Linked DNA regions of Homo sapiens: region 1 is linked to region 2. The links are chromatin contacts, found by Hi-C in ENCODE. All regions are on one chromosome and are shown on one strand. The core of a region is the stretch at or near the end of the contact, and the rest is flanking DNA. Distances in the headings are between cores, read along the strand shown.

Region 1 (4,855 bases), core at 1,535-4,034, 98 kb after region 2:
TTTACTTTCATAAAATTTTTAGAATTATTCTGTTAAATTTGGCTTAAAAATCATACTTATATTTTTATTGCAGTTGGGGTTGCATTGAATTTGTAGATTATTTGCAGTAAAATTGACATTTTAAAATATTGAGCATTTCTATCCATGAACATGGTTAATCTTCCTATTTATTTCTGTCTTTTATATCCTTCAATAAAGTTTTATAGTTTTCTCCACAAAAGTCTTAAGGAACCTCTTTACATTATTTAAATTTTTGAATGAATTTTTGAAAATTTCTCCTATTAAATTTTCTTTTCTATTCCTTTTTTTTTTAATTTTTGGAGATGAAGGTCTCACTTCATCACCCAGGCTGGAGTACAGGCATGATCACAGTTCACTGCAGCCTCAAACTCCTGGGCTCGAGAGATCACACCTCAGCCTCCCAGCTAGCTAGGACTACAGGCATACACCACCATACCTGGCTAATTTCTATTCTATTTTCTAATGGGATATTACTGATATATAGGTAAGGAATTTTTGTTTGTTTGTTTATTTGTTTTTACATAGTTTTTTTTCTTTTTTGTACTTCCTATACGAAGGTTCAATACATAGTATTTTCTAATAAATATCTTAATGTGCTTTTGGTATTTTCCTGATATTACCCATACTGGTGGAAAAGATTGAAGATAATATGCCAGCTACCAGTATCCCACAAGATTACCTGTGAAGAATTCATGAAAATATACTAAAATAAGTTTTCATAACAATTTAGTATGGAACGAGTCTCTATTAAAACTGTTCAGGGAATATGTTTCCAAAAATATCTCATTATAATATAGGTATTATCATCCATAAAATGATCTGATACCACATTCCACCCACCACACCAGCCCAGTCCCTCTAAGCTTCTAAAACAAGTCCTCACTATCACTGGTTCCCTACTCTTCTCCTCGGCAGATTTCCCCCAGCATCTGATCTTGCTGCCCATCCCTTATATTCATCAGTTCTTCTCTTCTTCTCTCATAGAGCAGTGGTCCCATTAACATGGTAAGAAACTGTTTATTTGCTTAAACAGGCAAAACAGGAGAGGAAAGCTGCACTTCCCTTTCCCTTCCTAACCATGTCTAAATACTGGCTGCCCTTAGTACAATTCTAAAATGGGGAGGGGGAAACAACCAGAGATATAGGTAAATTTAAAGATCCTTTCCCCTTGACTTCCTCTGGTTTCATCTTCAGAGTAATAAAACCAACCATAAAAACTAGTATTTATTAGGCCAGGTGCAGTGGCTCACACCTGAAATCCCAGCACTTTGAGAGGCCGAGGCGGGCGAATCACGAGGTCAGGACTTCGAGACCAGCCTGGACAACATGGTGAAACCCTGTCTCTACTAAAAATACAGAAAATTAGCTGGACATAGTGGCGGGCACCTGTAATCCCAGCTACTCGGGAGGCTGAGGCAGGAGAATCGCTTGAACCCAGGAGGCAGAGGTTGCAGTGAGCCAAGATTGCACTACTGCACTCCAGCCCCTGTGACAGAGTGAGACTCCTGCTCAAAACAAAATAAAACAAAACAAAAACTAGTATTTATTGAGCACTTACTAAGTGTCAGGCTCTGTGTGAGGTACTTTGTATTTATCATATTTAAGAACCCCAACAACCTTGTAAAGTAGAGAGTATTATTATCTTCACTGGGTAGAAAGGATACAGAAGTCCACAGAAGAAAAATAACTTTCCATGTTGCATAGCCAGTAAGTTTGGCTAAGTTAGCCACATCTGAACCAGCCCCTGTTCCTCAACTCTTCTCTAACTCGATAATGTTGTGGGAAGAAAATATGGAGCAAAATAAACACTCTTTTATCTGACACTTATATATTTGTGTTTATGACATTAAAACCTAAAAGATTTTACACATTTCACTGCTCAACACAGTAATCACTGTTTTAGCCATGAAGTACACCCATATTTTGAACCCACTGCAGGACAGAAAATATCGTCTCTTAGTGACACGGGAGCACATATCTGGAGTTGTGCCAAAATACTACTGGTTCCCAAAATGCTCTTGGCCACATAAATGCAGAGAAAGAAAAGCATAGATGGGACTATGATATTTTACCTCAGCCACATTTTGTGGGATTCTATGAACTTCAGGCTGTGTGATCTTGAGCATGTCACTTCATTTCTCTCCGTATATCTCCGCTGCCTCAGTGGTTAAACAGTGGTAATAATGGCACTTACCTAGTATGTTTCTGAAACTATTAAATAGTACCTATATAGTGATCAGAACAGCAGCTGGCCATTTCAAGTGCCATATGAGAATTCTCACCGTCCTTAGATCCTTCATCATTCCGGGTGACAAAGTTCAAATCTACTTTTATTCCAACATCTCAAACTGGATTCCAGTTTGGGGAGTGGTTTGGAGATCCAATTTTGGGGGGTCTTCAAAAACTTTTAGAAGTTTTATTTTCAGACCTACTCGCTTTTCAAAGACAGTGGGATATATGTTTCTGATCCACTGAAAAGAGTATTTGTTTGGCTTAATTTCTCTCTCCTCCTGCTAAAAGCCACTCACTACTCAAGGTCTACTATGAATCTTTTAGGAAAATAAATACTTCTTAAAGGCTTTTCCTTCGAAGCAGACCATGGTGTTTTGACCAAGTACAAATCTTCATCAGTATATCCATGTTTCTGAAGCTGGCCTCCTGTGGCTAAACGAGCTTTGCTCCCACATCTTAAGTTTCTCTACAATTGACTCACTGGGAGCTGGGCTAACCTGTCCTAGCCTCCCTCACTTCAGCCAAATAAAAACATTCCTGGTTCTCACCTGTGCAGTCTAGACCAGCCCTGCTGCCCTGCTGCCCTGCTGTAGTGGACTCCTGCCAAACTTTTGCTGAAGAAAACCTCAGAAACAGGAACAGGAAGCCTATTCAGGGATCAAGTTTCCTTGATATAGATCTGTCCTCTGTACTGCCTGCCTGATCCCTCATCGACCTTTTATTCTCCCACTCCTTGTGGCCTTATCTTCACTCTAACTCATTGACTTTGGGTGTCCTTGAACCAACTTTCTCTAATGGCAGTAGATTTCTTGTCTTCCAGGGCTCAGCCAGCTTTGTGACTAACCCCAGCCTGCCCCAACTGCCTGCTACCTTAGCTTGCTTTTGGCTTTGCAGTTTTCCTTGGCTACAAGCCCAAAGTAGTGACGTCATTCACCTGTACCCCCAGGGCTGACATATCCCAACCTTTTCCCTTTATGTCCCTGTGAAATGCCCTGGCATCCTAGTTGAAGGAATCTCACTAAATAAAAAGGGTCAGAAAGAATTTTTTTACACTACCAGGATGTGAACGATATGATACGGCATTGCAAAGCCAGAGAAAACACATTCAGAGGGTCCTGTTTATTCTTCACAGGGGTAATCTTGCTGTATTGGAGTTTCTAAAACCAAAGCATGCAGTTTTCAAATATTATTTTGAAGAAAATAACTCAGATAATCTGTGTCCATTAGTAGATCTTTTCATCTAGTTATAGGACCTCTATATATAAGATGAAAGGACAACAAACCACTTGTAATCCAGAGATTTGCATTCATATCATTTTTATACTACTGGCTGTGTGACTTTGGGCAAGTCCTCTAATTCTTCCAAACCTCAATTTTTCACATATATAATATTGGGTCCAAAAACACCACTAAACTATAGTTTTTTGAGATTATGGGATGTGTCTTATTTTTATGAGACTCTTCCCCAAAATGTGGCCTAGAGAAAATGCTCCAAATTATTGATTTCATCAGACTGATAAAAGAATCAAATAAGCTGAAGTATGCATAATCACTTTGAAAATTATAAAGCACCATATAAATATTTTTATTATTATGAATGCATTGTGTGCCAAAACATTTTATAGAATTCAGAACATATTTCCCCAAAAACCCATGGTGCAATTCCCTATCCTTCAGATCACAAATTAGATGTTACCTGAAACATTTGTTTCCCCTCCTGCGTGCCTTCATCAGGCTTGTCCGGTCCCGCTTCTTGTATCTTTTTGTCTGAGCTCCCCACTAGATTGTAAAATCCTTGAGAACAGAGCCATATGGCCTATGTCTGGGTCATTGTACATATTAATACTATATATAGCAATTAGTACATGCCAGTCTTCATCTTAAGTGCTTTACCTATAAATATTAACTCATGTAATCCTCACAAAATTCTATAACATGGAAATTACTCTTACACCCATTTTATAAATGTGGAAACGGAGGCATGGAGAAGTTAAGTGACCTTCTGAAGCACACATAGCCAGTGAGTGACAGAGCTGGGATTTGGACCCAGATAGACTAATTCCAGGGTCCATGCTGTTAACTACCATATTAGAGTGCCTTGGTTGGTTGGGTAGGTGGGTGGGGAAGATATTCCATGTACCATTTGTCCTTTGTTATCTCTACTTCCAGACAAGACAATAATGTGAAAAAGCAAAGCTGAGGTTTTATACCCCACCATAAATAAGCTACCCAAAGGATTCTGGTGAGCTTGGAAATTACAGCTTTTAAGCCAAAATGACTCCTATCAACAAAGACACATTCACTTCTCCAGCCTGCCCACTTACACAATTTCCACTCTCCTCCCTCTCCCTCCTTCCCCCGTCCCCCAACAAACACATTGACTATGCACTGGATACACTGTCAGTCTGGTCAATTAATTTTGCTATGTACTTCTCCCGTACGTATCTCACTCCATCCTATGATTTCAAATGTCCTCCAAAAAACATTATCTTTCATACTTTTGTCCAATTTAAATCTCTATATTGAACTGCACACTAGACATTTTTACTTGGATATTTTACAGGACAGGCCTCATATTCAATGGATATTCAATTCAACATAT
Region 2 (4,740 bases), core at 2,182-4,681:
TATTTTACTTTGCATCGAACATCTTTGAGTCTATTGTCAGGTATTTCTCATCCACATTTTTATTTTAAAATCGGGGCTAATGCAATTCCATTCCTAGATATTTTCTTAAAGAATTGAAAACAGATACTCAAATAAGTAAATGTAACTCATGCTCACAGCAGCACAATTCACGATTGCCAAAAGGTAGAAACAGCCTTAATGTTCATCAACAGATGAATAGATAAACCGACTGTGGGACATATATATATTCTGTTGTGTATATATCTACAAAATAGAATAATATTCAGCCATAAAAAGAAATGAAGTACTGATAACATGCTACGATATGGCTATATCTACAAAACATGTTGAATGAAAGAAGCGAAACACAAAACATCACGTATTGTATGATTCCATGTATGTGAAATACTGTATCCAGAATTGATAAATCTATAGAAACAGAATGCAGATTGACAGTGGTCAGGGCTGTGGAGGAAGGGGTAACAAGAAAAAACGCTTGATGGGTAATGGACTTTACTTTGGGGTGATGGAAATGTTTTGGAACTAGATAGAAGTAGGTGATGGTTACACTGAGTTGTCGACCTTAAAATGATTGATTTTATGTTTTATAAATTTCATCTCAGTGAAATTTAAATCAATTATAAATTGATCTTTTAAAGTCAGAACTAATGACCTTTCATCCAAGATTGCTGCTGAGGGCTCTTCTGTTTTTTCTTTTCTAGATGGAGTCTTACTCTGCCGCCCACGCTGGAGTGCAGGAGCGATCTCGGCTCACTGCAACCTCCGCCTCCGGGATTCAGGCGATTCTCCTGCCTCAGGCTCCCTAGCAGCTGGGATTCCAGGTGTGCGGCACAGTGCCCGGCTAATTTTTGTATTTTTAGTAGAGATAGAATTTCGCCACGTTGGCCAGCCTGGTATTGAACTCCTGACCACAGGTGATCCATCCGCTCAGCCTCCCAAAGTGCTGAGATTACAGGAGTGAACCACCGCGCCCAGCAGCTGAGGGCATTTTCTTTGTTGAGGAAAGTAATAGTGATGATCAGATTTGTAATTTTCCTGTATTAAATGCCTAGAACTCTACAGTCAACAGATGGCGCTCTAGTTCCAATTGTTACAGAAGTTCTCTGCCCATCCGCAAGCAAAGCGTTGTTTTCATCAGTGAAAAGAGAATAAACACTGTGCTTTAACTTTTTTACGTAGCTAAAGAAAATAAATAAAGCGTCTTAATTCCTTTCAGAGATTACTTTCAACTCAATTATGAAGTTAATATTAGACAGCGACTTTTAGAACAGAAGTCATACTTGAAAATATTATGCATATCAAAACAGCAGATAGAGTTTTAAAAAGCAAGAGTTTTACAAGCAGATAGACCTGGATTCTAATTTAAACCCTACCATTTTCTCACTGTGCGTCCTTGAGCAATTTGCTGAAACTCTTTGAATCTCAGTTTCCTCTTCTGCAAAATTTTGACAATAATACCTACTTCTGAAGGTAGTTTTGACAATTAGAAATAATGTCACATGCTTTGCAAAACATTTAGTATGTAGTAACTACTCAGAAAGATATAGCTATTCTAATTAGTGACAGAGAACATACAAACATACAGGTAGGATTTCTCTGCCTTAGATCATATGTGTTTAAATGAGTTTGAAGCATCAGAGATCTAGTTGTAAATTCTGAGTAAGCTGAAAGTGTTATACGGTTATGCTTTCTCTAAACCAATCATTGAAGTGATGCCATATTAATATGGCAGAAAGTTTGTAATATATTTTTAGGTAGAGAGAAAAAAACAGATTATAAAATGGTAATATAGTGTCATCCCAATTTTGTTTAAAAACAGTATACATCTAGTAAGATATAAACCAAAATGTTAAGGTTAGTTATCACTGGTTTATGAGACTATAGTTTATTTCTATATTTTTAACACTTTTCTGCATTTTTAATATTTTCTATAATAAATAAGTATTCATTTTTCATGACAAAAAGAAATGTCATGTAATAATATGAAGTCAAACATATATCAAATATTGATACTGCAAAAGTTTTCTTTTGTGAACCAGTTGAATCCATAGAAGGACCGCTCTCAGAGCTCAAACACAGTGCTCCAGGGTGCTACCTGCTGCTTAGAATTCTCCATAGGAGAAACGAGAAAAAGAAAAACCAAGCCCAGTTATGCTTCTCTGTGCCAGTTTTTCAAGCCAGCATATATAGAAGTATCTAGAAGATATACAAATGATTAGGAAACAGGAAGTTCAGCCAGCCACATTATTTAGGATCATGTCAAATACATCCCTAAAAATTAAAAAGTAATAATGATTTCCGTATTTCTTATTAATCTTAATTCGTGAGACAAGGCCTTTGTATCAATTCATAATAAATTTAGGAGTATTCGTGAAAAATTTTAAATACAATATATACTTTGACCAGCAACCCCACTTCATGGACACTGACCTACAGAAAGACACATTTGTGTACCAAGTTTCATGGCCAAGAATTGTACAGGAAAACATTGTAAGAACAAAGATTTCCACTAAAGGGGAAATGATTTTAACATTATGAGACATTTATACTATGTAATGCTATCCATCTGCCAAACAGAATGCTATAGACTTCTACATATGGACATGGAATGATCTCCTACACGTATTAACTGTAAGAAAAATAAGCAAATTCAAGAACTATTTCCCAAAGAAACCCCTTTTATGTTTTAATAAATCTATATGTGTGTATAGATTTGTATATTTATATATGTAAATACATAGAAATATTGAAAAGGTCTAGAAAGATACATACCCAGTTATTAACAATGACTATGTCTAGGAAAGGTCGTTTTTAAAACTTTATATTTTCTGAATTGTTTTAATTCCTTCATACACACACATTTCCATTTATAAACTTGAATTCAGTTGAACTCTTGGCAGGGATGGAAGACATGGTGTCCATCTAGCCACAGAGACATAACTGATAGCTCAGACTGGTAGGAGAATCAATTAACGCACTCATTCAACAAACATTTATTGAATATTTACAAGATGCCAAGCCTATGCTAGAAACTGTAGGTGCAAAAATGAAAATAGTAAAACATTGTCTCTGTCTTCAAATTTTCCACGAAGGTATACATACCTCATTAAAAAAATCTGGATTTTCACTTGTTCTTTATCTTATATGTTTTTTATAAAGTTAGTAGAAACAACGGTTTCTTAGTGTTGCAGAAAACGCAGTAATGAATCATTAACAATGAATCATTAACAATGAATCAACAGTGGCTCGAGGAAACATCTTTATGACTTACATCATTAAGATTTGAAGAATTGATTCTGCTCCCACCTCCTAACATATACCCTTCTACCCCTAAGCTCACGGTTGATGCCAAAATCTCTTTATTGTGAGTTACACGGAGACAGGAGCAGCGACGCAAGCTACGTGAAGTCTACTAAATCCACTGTTGCCCTCTCGGTAAACCAGTATGAATGCAGCAACAGGAAGGACCACAAGATGGCAGACTGGAAACGAGTCATGGAGCCTACAGCAGGCGATGAGGTGCTACAGCCAGTGGAATCCCGTAGCCCTGGCATCTGAAGAGAGACTGGGAAGGGCTTTATAGATCTGTTGAACGGAGGGATCAGAGCGAAGAACAATTTTGGCACCACTCTAGTGCTTGCTCACATCTCTTAGTGTTCTATTTAGTTGTTTTTACCATCTAAAAAACAAACCATGTTCATCTCTTCTTCCCACCCCAAATAGATAGTCATACTCATCAAAATCAATCATAGCTTTCTATTTTAGTATGATTGAGTAGCAGAATTTTTAAATTGGACAGGATCTCCCCAAATTTGAGGATGAGGTGCTTCATGCATAGGGAGGAGGCAGAAAGATAGATAGGGACCTGGTGGGACAAAGAAGCACAAGTCCACATTGTCATAAGGAAAGGCTCTTTTCATGATGTATGGGGACTAGGGTTGAGAAATTATTTTCAGGAAGTTGTGTGAGTAAGGCCAAAACTGTAATTTTCCAGACTTTATACCTGTGCATGCAGAGACACATAGGTAAAGATGTTGAGTAATGTGAAAGTGTACATTGGTGCTGCTGTTCTTATTTAAGCAGATAAAGTATCTACATAACCTATGATCCAGCCATTTCATTCCTGGGCATATATCTCAAATAAATCCTCACACAGGCTTGCAAGCATATATGCACAAAGATGACAGTGTGGTTTGTAGTGTCCAGCAACTGGAGGTAACCTGGGTGCTCATAATTGGGAGAGTAGATAAGTAAGTGGTGGCTTACAGATATTTACAGGATCATGCATAAAAGGGCAAATGGCCAAGCAGCACATATTTTGACCTGCCAACACGGTGTTGACCAGGATGGCTCTTGGAGACAGAAGGAGCAGACATCTGGGACCTCCAATATTGTCCTATCATACTCTGAGACAGTGCACAGCAATCTGGCAGGGCCAACTGTCTGACTCTAGGAAAAGGACATTGAACCTTGAGCTAGGAGGTTTGAAAGCTGTGATTGAGGTGGCATTGGCCTCTTTTGAAAAGCAAAATCCCAAAGTGTATTTTGAGAACATTGATAATTTGTTGTCAAGACAAGTTGCATAAAAAGCCGGCCCGGCACGGTGGCTAATGCCTGTAATCTTAGCACTTTGGGAGGCTGAATGGGTGGATTGCCTGAGCTCAGGAGCTCAAGACCAGCATAGACAACATGGTGTAACCCTATCTCTACTAAAATGCT

What was found. Hi-C counts contacts between places; a loop is a spot of excess contacts on that map.
Region 1: a map with no recorded cell type shows a loop between it and region 2 (2.3-fold over the local background). The contact joins the enhancer-like site here to the promoter of LINC02458 in region 2. A Hi-C loop is called at or near these places in 2 of 37 single-sample maps with no recorded cell type.

The regions. Positions count from the first base shown.
Region 1 is chr12:89,114,752-89,119,606 of GRCh38, forward strand. No RefSeq gene overlaps it. Among named protein-coding and RNA genes, the nearest start is that of LINC02458, 97 kb to the left of the region's middle. Within about 2 kb of position 2,785, at least 7 of the 41 ENCODE cell types and tissues checked have a DNase peak (open chromatin) inside an H3K27ac peak, as active enhancers do.
Region 2 is chr12:89,016,261-89,021,000 of GRCh38, forward strand. LINC02458 (long intergenic non-protein coding RNA 2458) reads right to left here and starts at 3,432. Exons shown (of 3, transcript NR_038385.1): 1 at 3,293-3,432.